Regions from separate parts of the Mus musculus genome. Here region 2 is linked to region 1. The links are chromatin contacts, found by Hi-C or POLR2A ChIA-PET in ENCODE. All regions are on one chromosome and are shown on one strand. The core of a region is the stretch at or near the end of the contact, and the rest is flanking DNA. Distances in the headings are between cores, read along the strand shown. Region 1 has its middle 4.8 kb from the start of Gm41359. Region 2 overlaps Csnk1e (casein kinase 1, epsilon).

What was found. Hi-C counts contacts between places; a loop is a spot of excess contacts on that map. ChIA-PET counts read pairs that join two places held with the same protein, here RNA polymerase II (POLR2A).
Region 2: a map of heart shows a loop between it and region 1 (1.9-fold over the local background). The contact joins two enhancer-like sites. A Hi-C loop is called at or near these places in 18 of 37 maps with a recorded cell type or tissue (Patski, T-helper 17 cell, adrenal gland and 4 more). POLR2A ChIA-PET finds 5 or more read pairs at or near these places in 5 of 5 experiments (Patski and embryonic stem cell).

The regions. Positions count from the first base shown.
Region 1 is chr15:79,468,469-79,472,683 of GRCm38, forward strand. No RefSeq gene overlaps it. Among named protein-coding and RNA genes, the nearest start is that of Gm41359, 4.8 kb to the left of the region's middle. Within about 2 kb of position 2,260, at least 1 of the 3 ENCODE cell types and tissues checked has a DNase peak (open chromatin) inside an H3K27ac peak, as active enhancers do; it is heart, where a contact is called at or near this core.
Region 2 is chr15:79,428,545-79,432,759 of GRCm38, forward strand. It overlaps Csnk1e (casein kinase 1, epsilon), which reads right to left. Exons shown (of 11, transcript NM_013767.6): 3 at 1,511-1,621; 4 at 1,168-1,316. Gm16059 (a long non-coding RNA gene) reads left to right here. Exons shown (of 3, transcript XR_003951551.1): 3 at 504-736. Among named protein-coding and RNA genes, the nearest start is that of Gm16059, 4.2 kb to the left of the region's middle. Within about 2 kb of position 2,212, at least 1 of the 3 ENCODE cell types and tissues checked has a DNase peak (open chromatin) inside an H3K27ac peak, as active enhancers do; it is heart, where a contact is called at or near this core.

The DNA of each region.
Region 1 (4,215 bases), core at 1,010-3,509:
GGACACACTACAGGTTCTTCAATGAGTTTTTTTTTTCTTTTTTGGGGGGGTGGGTTGCAAGTATGAAGGGGCAGGGAGATGGGTGGAATTGGGGTACATGATGTGAAATTCACAAAGAATCAATAAAAAGTTGTTGTTTTTGGTTGTTTGGGAGGGGTATCTAAGTTTGTCTGTGCTATACTGGAACTTTTTGCATGCTAGCCAATGTTGAGCCACATTCCCAATCCTTGGGTTGGAATAATTAGAATTTTTATGGTGGAGTTTTAAATAATTAACTAATTACTTAATTTCCTTTTTTTTTTTTTTTGAGATAGGATCTCTCTGTATATAGCCCTGGATATCCCAGAGCTTACCATGTGTGATGGTTTGTATATCCTTGGACCAGGGAGTGGCACCATCTGAAGGTGTGGCCTTGTTGGAATAGGTGTGACCTGGTTGGAATGGGTGTGTCACTGTGGGTGTGGGTATAAGATCCTCACCCTAATTGCCTGAAAGTCAGTCTTCCACTAGCAGCCTTTGGATGAAGACATAGAACTCTCAGCTCCTCCTGTGCCATGCCTGCCTGGATGCTGCCATGCTCCCACCTTGATGATAATGGACTGAACCTCTGAACCTGTAAGCCAGCCCCAATTAAATGTTGTCCTTTATAAGACTTGCCTTGGTCATAGTGTCTGTTCACAGCAGTAAAACCCTAACTAAGACACCATGTAAACCAGGCTGGCCTTGAACTCACAGAGATCTGCCTGCCTCTGCCTCTCCCTCTTCCTCTGCCCCCTGACTCCTGAGATTGAAGACACACACCATTACATCTGGCAGTAGGCTTTTATTTTTTAAAAGATATTTTATTTATGTTATTTATGTCTGTGTGTATGCATGCGTTATGCACACATGTGTGCAGGTACCCACAAGGCCAGAAGATGGCACCAGGCATCCTGGAGCTGCAGTGACTGGCAGTTGTGAACTGCCTGACATGGGCACTTGGAACCAAACTCTACTCTTGTTCTGTGCAAGAACAGTAAGTCCAGCCACCTCTCCAGCCTCCTCCCCACGCCCTGCTTCTAGAGACAGGATTTCATGTGTTGAAGGCTGATCACAACCTTTTATATAGTAGAGAATGACCTTGAACCTTGGTGCCTCCAGGTACCCCTTCTAAGCATAGCAACTGTAAGTATGCACTGCTTCATCTGGCTTCTGGTGTGCTGGACAAACACTCTATAAACCAAGCTGTAGTCTTGCCCTGGTTCAGGAAAATTAGACTTTTATTGAAAGAGTTATTTGTTTTTAATCGTATATATGTGCACGTGAAAGCAAATACTCTCGGAGGCCACAAGAGGGCGTCGGATTGGAGTTATGGGTGGTTATGAGAGACCTGAAGGGGTCTTGGGAACAGAGCTGTCCCCAGCATAAGCACTTCTTCTTCTTCTCCTTCTCCTTCTCCTTCTCCTTCTCCTTCTCCTTCTCCTTCTCCTTCTCCTTCTCCTTCTCCTTCTCCTTCTCCTTCTCCTTCTCCTTCTCCTTCTCCTTCTCCTTCTCCTCCTCCTCCTCCTTCTCCTCCTCCTCCTCCTCCTCCTCCTCCTCCTCCTCCTCCGAGATTTATTTATTTTTATTTATATGAGTACACTGTAGTTGTCTTCAGGCACACCAGAAGAGGGCATCAGATTCCATTACAGATGGTTGTGAGCCACCATATGGTTGCTGGGATTTGAACTCAGAACCTCTGGAAGAGCAGCAGTCAGTGCTCTTAACTGCTGAGCCATCACTCCAGGCCCCAGATTAGACTCTTTAAAGCATGGGAATCCCCGACTCAGTGGCATATGGTCAGGAAACTTCCCTCTCTCTTTCCATTTTGACTGGAGCCAAACTCACCACCCCACCCTACCCCCATGGCCGCTGCCCGAAGCCAAGGCTTGTTTCTCTTGAAGAAGGAAATGAGCATTGACTGACGGCAGAGTCTACTCTGCAGTAGTGGACTGCAGATCTTGCCCCGCAGCAGAACTGACCCGGGAGATAGGGATACTATCCATCTTATTAATTCTGCTTCTTTTGCTGCGATAAAACACCATGACTGAGACCAAAGACACCTTAGAGAAGGAAGGGTGTATCTGGGCCCAGGAGTCCAGCAGGAGAAAAGACCATCACCGTCACCTGTGGGACCTCAGCAGCAGGCAGGCATCATGGCTGGAGCAGAAAGCTAGGCGCTCACATCTTGAACAAGCAGAGAGCAAACTAGGCACTGTAGCGGGTCTTTTAAACTCTCAAAGTCAGGAAGTGATGTAGGACGTCCTCTGACATGGCCACGCCTCCTAAGCCTCCCCTAACAGCAGCACCGACTGGAAACTAAGTATCAAATGCTGGAGACCACAAGAGACATCTCATTCAAACCTCCACACTCCCGGAGGTGGAGTGAGAGCCTAGCCCAGCCGAACCGAACCGAACCGAACCGAGCTGAGCCGAGCCGAGCCCAGCCGAGCCCAGCCGAGCCGAGCTGGGGCACCTGGGCTGCAGGGCTATAACCATCAGCAGGCATTACCTATGCAAGTATTCACTTGGCTCCCTCTCCACCTGGACTCCCCGGGAACAGGACCCCTAGCTTTCTTGCCCAAGAAAAGTGTGCCAGTCCGCAAGCCCCTGAGAAATTCTGAATGAATGGTCAAAGACACAAATGAGTAACAGTTTGGCTTCAGAGTGACACAGAGGCTTCGCTCTAACACTCCTGAGAAGCTGTGGGTTTCGGGGACCAGAGGCTGGATTCCGTGGGAGCCTGCAGAGCGGCTTCCAGAAGGACACACCTTCTGGAACTGGGACTGGTTGTTGCCTCTGAGGCCCGGGGGCGGAGAATGCAGAGGAGGAAGGCTTGCTTTTCTGTTTGAATGTTTATATTATATATTGTAATGTGCGTAGATCCTAATGTGTTATAATTATAATGCATTTCCATGTGCATGTTTAATAAATGGATGCGGAAATAAACACTCACCTGGCGAGCTCCCTTAAACACGGGCTGCAGCCCCAGCAGGTCTGGGGGTGGCAGGCAACCAGGATTGGGCTCTCCAGGTGATGCTTGTCACAGGTGGCTCTGGACTACACTTGAGGAACAAAATCACCAGCTGGGTCCTCTTCCTACCGGCCATTCAGCCAGGCTCATTTGCATGATTTTTGCATATATTTGCATGACTTCCCTAGTTCCAAATAAAGCCTGTATTATCCTTTATCCATACTTCTGCCACCCTAAGGAACACTTCCCTCTTCTCTCCTCCCCAAGACCTGGCTGCTCTGGACAAACTCCCCTCACCCTAAAGATCCCAGTGCAATGTCATCTGCATTCTACATCCTCCTGGCTCCCTAAGGCCCAGCACAGATATCACCTTCTCTGAAGCCTCTCCTGCCCCCAGCCAAGTGTCTTTAGCCCTCCTTTGAACTGCCTGAACGCTCCTCCCACCTTGCTGCGTTTGCTCACGTCATCCACCTTGGCTGGTAGGGACCGATGAGGCCAGGGCACATTAGCTTCATTCTGGAGGATCCGAAAGCAGGCTTGTGATGGTCACTTTAGCCATCTCCAGAAACTGGGTTCTGACGGCACCCCTCATTCTGTTCGTCTTTTTTCTAGAATCAACTTATTTCCCTTTGGGGTGCTCACGTGTGTCACAGGTCAGAAGACAATCTTTGGGGTTCAGTTCTTTCCTTCCACCATACAATCTGCTTGGAATCAAACTCACATTGTCAGACATGGCACCAGATGTTTTTTACCTGCTGAGCCATCTTGTTTTAATTATGATTTTTTTATTGATTTATGCATGCGGTATATGGTGTGTGTGTGTGTGTGTGTTTGTGTGTGTCTTTGCATGTGTGTGTGAATATGTGTGTGTGTGTGCATGAGTGTTTGCACGTGTACATGTGTGCCTGTTTGTGTGTGTGTGAGCGAGTGCGTGTGTGTACATGTGCACATGCACACATGCACACACACACACACACACACACACACACACACACACACACACACACATATATGAAGACCAACACCAGCTATTTTCCCTCAACTGCCTTCTTGCTTTAGTTTTGATGTTTTTGTTGAGACAGGGTCTCTCAGTCTGAGCTTCGGACACTGTTTCTGCTTCATCCCAGCTTTGGGGTTACGGACTTGCCAACGTCTTTATATGTGTTGTAGGATCTGAACTCAGGTCCTTTGCTTGCCTGCCAGGTCCTTTGCTGACTGAGCCA
Region 2 (4,215 bases), core at 962-3,461, 40 kb before region 1:
CAGGATTCTAACAGGAGTAGGGTGGCTCAGGGAAAGGGACTATGCTGGCTAGCTTTACGTCAGCTTAAGAGACTGTCAACTGGGAAAATGCTTTCATAAGATCAGGCTATAGGCAACCCTGTAGGACATTTTCTTAATTAACAATTTGATGAGGAAGGGCCTAGGCTATTGTGGGCGGGGCCATCCTGCGTGGGCGGGGCCAGCACAGGGCTCATGATACTGGGTTCTATAAAAAAAAAAAAACATGCAGGGCAAGTGAGCAGAACCCCTCCAGGTTCCTGACCCATCTTCCTTTGATGAACAGTGATGGAAGTAAGGAAAATTAACTCTTTCCTCTCTGAGTTGCTTTTGGTCATGGTGTTTCCTCACAGCACCAGTAACCCTAACTAAATTGGGGTGTGAACTCCCCGAGGGAGAGTGGCCTGCTTTTGCCTTTCTGCAATAGCTTTCCTCTGTGCACCATCAAGGGCCATTGTACCTGACTGACAACTGCTCTGGCCCAGGCACCCGACTCAATGCTCGTGATGCGATGCAAGCCAGATGGCTGAAACTCAGGGGACTCAGTCATTCCCCTTGGGTCAGGCAGTAATAACCGTGAGGGTCGGCAGCTGCCAGCTTCCCAGGAGGGTGACTCGCCAGGTAAGGTGGTTTAAATGAGCAATGTCTTCCTGAAGCTCAGACACTTAAACACTGGGTTTCTAATGGGCGACACTGGAGAGGTTATGGATAGGGGCAGCCTTGGTGGAGGAAGTCTGTATCTATGTGTGTGGGTGGGGGTGGGGTGTGGGGGGTGGCTTTGAGAACTGAATGTCTCCCCCCACTTACAGCTTCCTCTCTGCTCCCTGCCCCTCCACCAGACCTTCCCCACTATTATGGGCCCCCTCTCTGGAACCCTCAGTCCAAATCAATAGTTCCTCCATAAGCTGCTTCTGGTCCCATGCGTTATCACAGTAAGAGCAAAGAGAGCAGCCTGGAATCTGCACTCTCTGGGTTCCACAATGGGTCCTCAGTGTCTCCTGGTCCCTGGAACAGGCCCAAGCTTGGGAGGAGGGACTCAGGGTTGGTATGCAGGGCCCAGCGGCATCCCGGTTGAGAGACTAGAGAGTCTCACAGGGCAGAAGAAGTCACCTGAGAGTCCCCTGAACAACAGCAGGGGTGGGGACTCACCATCTGGTCGGCCAGCAACAGCACCGTCTTGAGGCTGAACTTCCGGGAACAGAAGTTGAAGAGGTCCTCCAGGCTGGGCCCCAGCAGCTCCATGACCATCACGTTATAGTCTCCCTCAGCCCCGCACCACTTGATGGACGGGATCCCCACTGGGCCCGAGAGAGAGACTCGGTCAGCGGTGGTCACTCCCACGCATGTTCTCCTGCTCTCCACCCGGACCACCAGCCTCCCCCCCCCCATTTTTTGTGCCATCCCCACACCCCAGCCTTGGGCTCCTTCCCGTCCTTCAGTCATTGTCCCCCCCCCCCCCCCCCCCCCGCTCCCAGCACCATCCCTGCCTCACCTCCGCCCTGCATCATCTTGTAGAACTTGCTCTCGATGTGGAGCTGGGGATGTTTCGTCTTCACACATTCGAGCTTGATGGCTACTTCCTCACCAGAGGCAATGTTGGCACCTGCCCGAGTCAGAGGAGGTAAAGGACAAGGGTCAGTCAGTCTCAGGGGACCACGGGTGCCTACCCAGTCAGCATTTGAGGTTGCTGTAACTCAGGCCTGAGGCTATCTGGGGATCAGTAGCTCTCAATGAGACTGGAAAGAAGCCAGGGGTTGCTGGTCACAGAGGAAGCAGGGAGTGTGTGGGTGGGTGGGTGGGCACTCCAGAGGCCCCCTGAGCGCCTACGGCAAGTATATGGAAGGGAAGGAGATGACACACCCTAAGAGGCTTAGAGGCCACAGGTCAGGTGCACCCAGACAGACTGACACCTGTGGGGGTTCGAGGATGGACCATGATGCACTGAACCTAATCCTAGCGACTGGCGGGTCAGTGGGTGTGTTGGCTCTGAAGGGTCACAGAGAAGAATGGTCAGGGGCCCACTGGGGGCTGTAGGGGGCAGGGATACCCCATGACAACTGCCAACTGTGGGGTAGCGCAGTAAGGAATGGGCCTAATAACCAATCCCTCACTCTGCCACAAATGCAGCCCCAGCATTCGACCCCAGGGTATTTTCAAGCTCGAGGGAGAGAGCATGGAGCCAGCTCTCTAGGCGTCTGAGTCTGGGCATGAGGGGCCTGTCTGCATCTCTGCTTTCCCCCCACCCACTCCCAGTTTCTCACCGCTGGAAGCAAGATGTTCTAACTCAGAAATTACACACTCCAAGGCCTGGATCTCAGCCTGGGGCCGTGGCTCCAGGAGTCACAAGAGAACCTGGGCACTGTGCATACCTGCAATCCTAACATGGAGGGAGTCGAAGCAAGAGAACTTCCTGAGTTCAAGGTCACCTAAGTTTACACATGAATTTCAGGCCAGCCTGGGCTACATAATGATTTCTAGCCTAGGCTATAGAGTGTGACACTGTTTGGAAGGGAGGAAGAGGATGGGTCAGAAGTAGGTTCGTTGGTTGGTTTTTGGTTTTGCTTTTGTTTTTATGATTTAGTTATTTCTATCCTATGCCCAATAGTGATCTGCCTGCTTGTTCCTGTTTGTGAGGATGTCAGATATCCTAGAACTGAAGTCACAGACAGGTGCAAGCTGCCTTGTGGGTGCTGGGAACCGAACCCTGGTCCTTTAGAAGAACAGCCAGTGCTCTTAACTGGTGAGCCATTGTAGAAGCTGAGAGAACTGTAGTTCCTAGAGGCTGTGTGGAGGAGAGGACAGGGTGAGGGAGGAGAGGGACGAAAGGCAAGGCAAGCCAGAGGCTGGAAGCAGGTCTGGAGTTGCAGTGGGCTGGGGGCCAGAGGCAGGAGCTGCTCTTGGAAGTGATGGAGGTTTGAGACTTAGCTGAGGAGAGGACGGCATTGCAATAAGGGCCACACAACTGCATACCTGCTGAGTCCTCACCACGTAGCCCAGGCTGGCCTGGAACTTGCTAACATCCTGTCTCAGATGGAGATAACTGGCCTCCACTCATATGTCACACACCAAATAAAATGTAAAAATGAACAAACCCTTCAAGCACCTATGTTAATATTTTCTGAGAGAGAGACAGAGACAGAGACAGGGAGAGAGAAGGGTATAAGAGTGTCTGTGTGGGGTGTGTGTGTGTGTGTGTGTGTGTGTGTCCGGGTGGGGGAGGGGAGGTGTTGCTCAAGGAGATGGCAAGCTGGCTCAGAAGGTAAAGGTGATTGCTGCCAAGCCTGATGACCTGAGTTCAATACCCAGAAGCTACACAGAAGGAAAGAACTACCTCAAGAAGTTGTCCTCTGACCTACACACACACACACACACACACACACACACACACACACAAACACAAGCATACACACATACTAATAAGGATAAGGGGGAACATGTCAAAGGTTCCCTCTCCTTCAAAAACATTCATGCTGGCCAAAGCACAAGAAATTAGGTTGAAAGAAAAACACACAATTCTTATCACAGGCAAACAGCTAGTGGACAGGAAAGACCCGACAGGAAATGGGATGGAGGACGTGAGCTGACAGCCCCCACAGGGGAGAGAGCAGCCTCCTCCAGACACAAAAGACAGACAGACCCTGAAGATGGTTTCGCCGAGCGCAGCCACAAGTCCCACACTGCTTACGTTTCTCTCAGGCCAGGCTAAGGCCACTGGGCTCTTCTCCCTGCACAGCTAGGGAGGTGACTTTCCACTGCCCGGCTCTGACCAGCACCTCTACCTTAGGAGATGGGTCGACATTCCTTAACTATCTTTTTGCCACGTGTGGTGGTACACACCTCCAACTCCAGCCGAGGTGGGCAGAGCTCTGTTGAGCTTGATCTGGTCCACATAGCAAGTTCCAGGCCAGCCAAGGCCGCATACGGAGTCTTTGTGTGTTTCGGGGGAGCAGCATATGGATTTGAGCGCAGGCGCCCACAGAGGCCAGAGCATCGCCCTGGATTTCCCTGAAGCTGTAGTCACAGGCAGGGTGAGTCACCTACCATAGGTACTGGGAACCGAGAGCTAAACCCAGGCAAGTCCTCTGCAAAAGCGGTATAAACTCATTTTCTTTTTTATTTATTTTTGTTGTTATTTTTCTTTTTTTGTACAGAGATTCTCTGTGCAGCCCTGGCTATTCTGAACTCTTTGTAGACCAG